Regions from separate parts of the Homo sapiens genome. Here region 2 is linked to region 1. The links are chromatin loops, found by intact Hi-C in ENCODE. Cell type or tissue: GM12878. All regions are shown on one strand.

Region 1 (4,000 bases):
TGGAAGCTCACAGGGAGGTTTTCAAGCCGCATCCGAGCTAGGGCTGGCAGGACCGAGGATGGATTCTATGTTTCATGGAGAGAGGACCAGGGTGGCTCCTTTCCCATGTATAGGCATATGTTTTAGGTTTGGGTGATGACATCATTATCTTGGTGTTCCCTACACCCTGTTCCAGAAATTTTGAGAAGCTGGGAGGAGCCAGGGACCTGCTCATGTCTGTGATACAGACCCCACCCCTAAACTGTCCTCTACAGATATACAGCCAGGGCAGGGGGCTCCAGGTGCCCAGGGGATGTGCTCAGGGTGATCCTCCAACAGCCAGCCCTCAGACGGCACATGGTTCCCAGGAAGGACTTTGAAAAGCTGAAATCTCAACCAGCCATGCAGGCTCCTTGGGAAGGATCCGTGCAAGGGTCCACAGGTCCACCCTCCCCAGGCTCACAGAGAAGGCCCAGGCTGAAGGGTGGACCACATGTTTCACTCGCACAGGACTATAGCTTTGGGTTTGAAAGGGACACACTTATTGAGTACCTACTATGTGCCAAGCTCTGTACTAGACACTGGGGATACAAAGATAAATGTGACATAGTCCCTGCCTTCAAGGAGTTCGCAGTTCATTGGAAAAAACTGACATAAAATCAAATAATTAGAATGCGTAAGGCCATTCTAAGGATTAAATGTAATTAATTGTAGTTAAGTGGGAGACAACACTAAGTCATTTAATCCTCACACGAACAGCCTGGGAGAGGTGGTGTTGGCCCATTTTACAGGTGAAGAAAGTGAGGTTACATTGGTGAAATCACTTGCCTCAGGTCATACAACTAGGGAGAGACACTGCCGGCGGAGTGCGGGAGCACCACACAGCCTGGTGAGAGTCACTTCTGGGCCTCTCTTCCCAGCTGTTTGCTCTGTGGTATCTCACTGGTGGCTTGAAACCTACCAACAGATGGGTCACAGAAATCAGCAAACACTACAAAGCAGGTGACAGCCTGGATTCAGATTCCAGTTTGAAACTAAAGACTCCCTCCAGTCTCCCCTAGAACATTCTCTGATTTGAACCACCCACTCCTTCTAAAAAGTCTGCCTCCCCAAGAGACTCACAGCAGCTTGCCCTGGACAAGACCAAAAAAGACAATGGATGTGGTCCGCCTTGGGAGTCCCCAAGGGCTGTGCAACAAAGTCAAGTCACCGTCCACCCTTCAGCTCTGAGCTAGAATCTCAGCAGACACATCTGGGCCAGGTAAGCCAGTGGGCCTGGGATGGGAGGGATAGAGTGGACCAAGAGGAAGAGGCGGCTGCGAGGGAGAGCGCGTTCATTTCTCTAGAACGCTCATCTGGAGAACGTGGTTAGTGTGATTAGTTGAGTAATCTCTGTCTCCCCCACCAGGTCCACAAGGACAAGGACTGTGGCTGGCTTCACTAACCACGGTAGTGCAAGCACCACACCTGGGCAGCAGGAAGCCCCGCACCAAGATTTGTTGAGTGAATGAATGAGGTAGTGAATGAAGCAGGAGGCCATAAACGCTGAGGGTGTACACCTGCCTCCCTCCCGCATCTCCTACCCACCCTATGAGGAGGGAGGGGAGGCAGCAGGAGAGCTGGGCTACCTGGGGTAGAGTCCAGGTTCTGCTACTTACTAGGTAACCTGTGCCTCTGCGTCCTCCGCTGTAAAACGGGGTCTGTGGGGTTGTCCTGAGAATTAAATGAGTTAACATTTGTAAAGTACCTGGCACGCAGTAAGCGCTATATGTGCTAAACAGATAAGGAAGATACCCCCGCCCCCCAACCCTCCACTCCCCAGATCACTCTGTGGGCAGAGACCGTTTTCTCCTCTGCTCTTCCAAGGTAACGGTTCAGCCCGTTCCACCCCGAAAGGGTTTCCCTGGGGAAAAGAACCACCGCCTTGTCAGAGCTCCGAGCGTCCTCCCCTTCCCCACACCCCGTCCCACCTCCAGCGTCCCCACCCACCCACCTCTGTCTCTCTGTAAGTGACCCTGAGCCTCGTCCAGCTCCGCCAGGCCCCCAGGCTCGCGGAAGGGGCCCCAGCAGCCCCGCTGCGGGCTGGGGGTCCGGGAAGCTGCAGGCTGGACGCACCGCCCCAGTCAGCGCCAAGGCCCGGCCCGCACGCCGCGGGCGCCACCCAGTGGCCATCTGCGGAATCGGCGGCGGAGGCGGCCTACAAGAGCCTGGAGGCCCAGAGGGCACCCGGGGTGACAAAAGGGAGAGAAGGTGGAAGGAAGGGCGTAACACCGAAGGGACTGCTAGTCTGTAGGTCATAGAGCAATTCATTCAGTCCAGGAACAGTGATCCGTGGGGAGGGCTGCACGGGCGCCGGTGCGCAGAGCCTGCAGGGGCCCTTTTCTCTCTGTGGGTTAGATATCCCCGGCCCCAGGTGACCCCTCCTGTAGGACAATCTCTGGCATGAGTCTGAGGTTCCTGCTCCTGGAATCCCTGGCTTCCCTGTGCCAAGCGCATTACACCCACAGCGCCACAGCTCTGGGCTGATGAGAAGACAAAGACGGGACTCTACACCCTGACGTTGGAGAAGCGCCTCGCTCCCTGGCTGAGGTCTCTGGGGAATAGCATTTGGCGGAGACTCCAGGTTCTAATCCCAGCTATGCCCTGACTCTACGTGTGCCCCAGCCCATCTGTGCCTCGATGTTCCCATCTGTGGAAAAATGATGATAAAAATAAAAAATCTACCCAACCTCCTTTCCGGAGGTGGGGGAGGTGAGGCTTGCACGAAATAATGCTGACGAAAGCATTTTGAAGACCAAAAACCATGGTATTCCAAGTTTCTGATCTGTGATAGCTTTAGTAACCAGGTGAATACAAGAAATTACAAATACACTTACTTAAAGAGTAAGCCCCTCAAGTTCTGACATTAAAAACTCAAACAGGAGACTTTTGTTTGGAGGGGAAAGAAAGGAGCATGCAGTTGAGATCCAAAAATACGAAGTTCCATATGGGAAATTTAAATGATCTTAAGGATTTTACTATATAAAATTTAGAAGGCAGCTCACTCTTCAGGAAACCAGTAGAACAGACATTACCATCCCCAAAGACATTTGGAGGACAAAGGAAAAGCCAAAAGTTAACTAGGATCCTACTTGATCTACTTCAAAAGCACAATCACAGAACCTCACAGTGACCTAGGACATCCCAACAGCCACCAGCATCTATTCAGAGTGCGCATGAACACCTCCACCTGCCCACTTGTACAGGGCTATTCCTTGTACAAGAACAAATCCACCTGCAGACCCCATTCTGATAGCCACAGCAGTGGAACCCAGGCCCCTGACTATTGGCCCAGTATCATAAGAATGAAGCTGTCCCCCATTTCAGAGTTCAGACCTGGAATCTCAAGGCAGGATGAGAATTGACCCCAGAGTGAGGGAGAGAGGCACCCCTGACCCAACCTCTACCCCCGAAACAGAGCAGCGAGCCAAACAGCATTCCCTCACTGACTGGGTACCATGGGTAGCAGCTGCGGGGAAAGCGAGACCACCTGCTTCAGGAGAGAGGATTGGGGCAAGCTGAGCAGGGGCCCAGCACCTGGCAGGGCAGACCCGAATGAGGGATTTCAGCTCCTTTGATTAACACATCTCCTCAAAGTCCTTTTTATTTTTTTTATTTATTTATTTATTTATTTATTTATTTATTTATTTTGAGATGGAGTCTCACTCTGTAGCCAGGCTGGAGTGCAGTGGCGCGATCTCAGCTCACTGCAACCTCCGCCTCCCGGGTTCACACCATTCTCCTGCCTCAGCCTCTCAAGTAGCTGGGACTACAGGTGCATGCCACCACGCCAGGCAAATTTTTTATTTTTTGTAGAAACGGGGTTTCGCCATGTTGGCCAGGATGGTCTCGATCTCTTGACCTCGTGATCTGCCCACCTCAGCCTTCCAAAGTGCTGGGATTACAGGCGTGAGCCACCTCACCCAGCCCCAAAAGTCCTTTTTGACATGCAGGGTCCTATGCAGATCCTAGCAGCCTCCTC
Region 2 (4,000 bases), 870 kb before region 1:
AGTACAGAACCAGGCGGGCCGGCGCGAGGGCGGAGAGGCTGAGGCGCGTCCCTACAGGTGCCTGCGGGGCGGGCGGGCCTTTCAGAAGCCCAGCAAGCCGCTGAGCCCCGCGGAGACGCGCGGCGGCGCCGCCAAGCGCTACGCGTGCGAGCTATGCGGGAAGGCCTACTCCCACCGCGGCACACTCCAGCAGCACAGGCGCCTGCACACGGGCGAGCGGCCCTACCAGTGCTCCTTCTGCGACAAGGCCTACACCTGGTCCTCCGACCACCGGAAGCACATCCGCACCCACACAGGCGAGAAACCCTACCCGTGTCCAGACTGCGGGAAGGCCTTCGTGCGCTCTTCGGACCTGCGCAAACACCAGCGCAACATGCACAGCAACAATAAGCCCTTCCCGTGCTCCGAGTGCGGCCTGACCTTCAACAAGCCGCTGTCGCTGCTGCGCCACCAGCGCACGCACCTGGGCGCCAAGCCCTTCCGCTGCCCCGCCTGCGACCGGGAGTTCGCTGTGGCCAGCCGCATGGTGGAGCACCAGCGCGTGCACTCGGGCGAGCGGCCCTTCCCCTGCCCCACCTGCGGCAAGTGCTTCACCAAGTCCTCCAATCTGTCCGAGCACCAGACGCTGCACACCGGCCAGAGGCCTTTCAAGTGCGCTGACTGCGGCGTGGCCTTCGCGCAGCCCTCGCGCCTCGTGCGCCACCAGCGCATCCACACTGGCGAGAGGCCCTTTCCTTGCACGCAGTGTGGCCAGGCCTTTGCCCGCTCTTCGACCCTGAAGCGGCACCAACAGATCCACTCCGGGGAGAAGGGATTCCTCTGTGCCGAGTGCGGCAGGGCCTTCCGCATTGCCTCTGAGTTGGCCCAGCACATACGAATGCACAACGGAGAGAGGCCCTACCAGTGTGAGGACTGCGGCCAGGCCTTCACCAGGTCCAATCACCTCCAACGACACCGAGCCAAGCACGGCACCTGCAAGAAGGAGCCCATCCCTTCCTCCTCTGACGAGTGAAGATAGCATCGTCGACCTCACTACTTGGAACCTTCCCAGGTGGGCCCACTCACATGGTATTGCCAGCCTCACTGGTCAGCCTCGCCTCCCAGCAGGTCGCGGGTCATCAGTGGTCCATTTGATTATTTATTTGATCCCTTGAACAGAAAGTCACCACCGAGAGAGCACCCAGGTGGGTGGTTTCACATCAGTGGTTCTGAGTGTCCGAGGTCATAAGCAATTGGAAAAGGGAAAGACAAAGTAGTGGGAGCTGATCAAACGTTGAGTTCCTTGGGTTGGGGAACCTGAATCAATCAGAAACTGCTTCTAGAATTACATGCTGGGCACTGGGCCGGGCTCCAGGGATAAGGTGGGGAAAAAGACTAACCTGTCCTACCCTCAAAGCCATATGCAAATACTGAAAAGAAGGCCTGAGGGGCTGGTCCTCTTTAGAGAAAGATGCTTTTTGGTTTTTATATAAATAAAGGAATCCCCAGAAGTGGTCCCTATGATGAACTCCCCCAAAGCAACGCCGTTTTTGGAGGAACTCAAACCCAGTCCAACATCCCATCATTTCACTTGACTGCAGAAATGGCTTTACCCTTAGGATATATCTTTATGAGTCTTGGCTTTGAAGTGGAGAAGGGCTTTATCTTAGAGAAGGTGGTTTATGTCATATTCCAGTTATTCTAGAAGTTCAGGACAGCCTTAGCATCTGAAAAAGAAGCCCATTCCTCTTTATAGTGGAATTTAGTAAGTAGATCTAACCCGAGTCTCACCCACAGAATTCATATAAATTCATATATGCCTTCTCTCTGGCTGCCTCTTTTCCTGTTTGCACTCTGAGGGCTTAAGTCATATGTGATATTTACAAAGCAATTGGCCCATTTACAGAGAGACATATATAATTTCTCCACAAAGCCTTGACCATGGTTCATGAAACCGTTTGGGTTCATTTAAATTTGTCTGAATCATTAGTCTTGACTTGAAGTGAACAAAACACCCTTTGCCCAAGTGCCATTGGCTTGTCTGCATTTCAAAATCATTAAAACCAGGTATGGAAGCCTACGTGCTCACAGTTATCTAATGAGGTTATTTCAAAGTTTGCATTACTAACAGCCATTCTGCAAAGTGTATTGATGTGTATAGTGATCTGTATAAAGTCAGTAGTTCTTAGCTGAACCTCAACTGTGAGGAATCTATGACTCCACAGATGTCCTTGGTGCACATAGGCAAACGGCACTTCTCATCTTACTGAAGTTAAATAAGATATTCCATAAGAAGGTATAGTGCCCTTTTTGGGGGAGTACCTTTAGTATATTCCTAAAATTGCCACCAAAGAATGCCAAATCTGAATTTCTCTTGGTTTCCACCTGATTTGGAACTAGGGTGTGACCTCTAAATAGCATTCTCATGACACATGGGGGCGCCAAAGAGAAGTAAGAGAGATAGCTAGATAGCTAGATAGCTAGATAGTCTTGTGTCTTGTTTGACCAAGGTAACCGTAATAAAAGAGTCCATCCCCATCCTTTACTGTTGATGTGACCTTGGGCTTCAGTTTCTGCATCTGCATTGGCAAAATAGAAGTGATAGTAGTAGGTAAAAGTTAGAGTGATCCTACTATATGACGGAAACTTTGGCTGGATGCAAGAGCTTTAAATTGGTAGAAAAGTCACAAGATGAGCTTGTGACTATGAAGAGAGCAAAAGCTAACTTTTTTTTCCTAGATAATCAATAAAATATTTGAAGACTGAAGGATTACTCCTTTTCATTGTATCCTTTCTTGAAGATGGTCATTAGTATAGTTTTTACAAATTAAAAAAATTGGTTTTGTTTTATAATTTTTATGGAGTTGTTCGCCAAAACCTGGTTGCATAGGAGTCACCTGCGCTGTTTGTTAACCATATAACTTGCTGAACCCTAACCTTGAATACTGATAAAGGTCTGCAGTGTGGTATCTAGGTATGGCTTCCACATGGGCATAGCTTTGGAGAAGGAGTGAGCGTACTTGTTAATAGGCAGAAACGCTGGATTTGCTTGTGCTGGGTATCTTTGGTGCTGTATACTATGTTTCTGGAATATAAGGGGTAGAATGTACTGAACAGGTCCAAGAGAAGTTCATTAGTCCTTCAGGCCTTTCACAAAACAACTCAGATTTTAAGGAAAATTGTCCCAACCAGTCTTTTCTCACATCAACTGCAAGGGTCATTCTGAGTAGGTATTAGAGAAGAAAGGAATCCCATTGGAACCAGTAGTCACAGATCACTGGACCAGACAGTGGTACACAAGTAGAAGGCAACAGTACATGGAGTGGACAAAAGAGAAGCCAACCAGCTGTGAGGTGGCTTGGGACAAATTCTGCCCAGTAGAGTCTGTCCATTCAGAGTAGGGGTAGTTGAGTCACATCTTTGGAAAAGAATCAATGCTTGAAGACAGGTTATTCTGTCTTGCATTTGTGCCCCAAATTATGCCGAGCTACTTTCTGGTTTTCTGTTAACCTACTGTACATCACAGCAGACAATCTTATTTCTCTATTATGTAATTAAAAATCAGGGTAAAGCCAGGTGTGGTGGCTCATTCCTGTAATCCCAGCACTTTGGGAGGCCAAGGTGGGAGGATTGCTTGATCCCAGGAGTTTGAGACTAGCCTGGGCAACATAGTGACACCCCCATCCCTTTAAAAAAAAATTTAAAAATGAGCCAGGTTGGCCAGGTGCGGTGGCTCATGCCTATAATCCCAGCACTTTGGGAGGCTGAGGTGGGTGAATCACCTGAGGTCAGGAATTCGAGACCAGACTGGCCAACATGGTAAAACCCCATCTCTATTAAAATTACAAAAATTAGCTGAGCATGGTGGCAGGCGCCTGTAATCTCAGCTACTTGGGAGGCTGAGGCAGGAGAATCGCTTGAACCCAGGAGGCGGAGGTTGCAGTGAGCCAAGATCACACCATTGCACTCCAGCCAGGGTGACAAGAGTGAAACTCCATCTCAAAAAACAACAACAAAAAAA

Evidence for each region. Hi-C counts contacts between places; a loop is a spot of excess contacts. Peaks named below come from ENCODE experiments on the same cell type or tissue, not always from the same donor. Only the 100,000 strongest peaks of a DNase experiment are listed, where the experiment ranks them.
Region 2: it touches region 1 in a loop (5-fold over the local background); 6 of 110 quality-filtered maps call a loop at or near these places.

The regions. Positions count from the first base shown.
Region 1 is chr1:181,188,196-181,192,195 of GRCh38, reverse strand. No RefSeq gene overlaps it. Among named protein-coding and RNA genes, the nearest start is that of LINC01732, 16 kb to the right of the region's middle. In GM12878, CTCF peaks have their summits at 1,381 and 2,144 (motif pointing left); a DNase peak (open chromatin) is centred at 2,138.
Region 2 is chr1:182,053,316-182,057,315 of GRCh38, reverse strand. It overlaps ZNF648 (zinc finger protein 648), which reads left to right. Exons shown (of 2, transcript NM_001009992.1): 2 at 1-2,746. The coding sequence ends at 1,012. Among named protein-coding and RNA genes, the nearest start is that of ZNF648, 6.4 kb to the left of the region's middle. RefSeq lists an enhancer at 573-1,103. In GM12878, a CTCF peak has its summit at 2,421 (motif pointing right); a DNase peak (open chromatin) is centred at 2,435; H3K27me3 peaks cover 310 bases.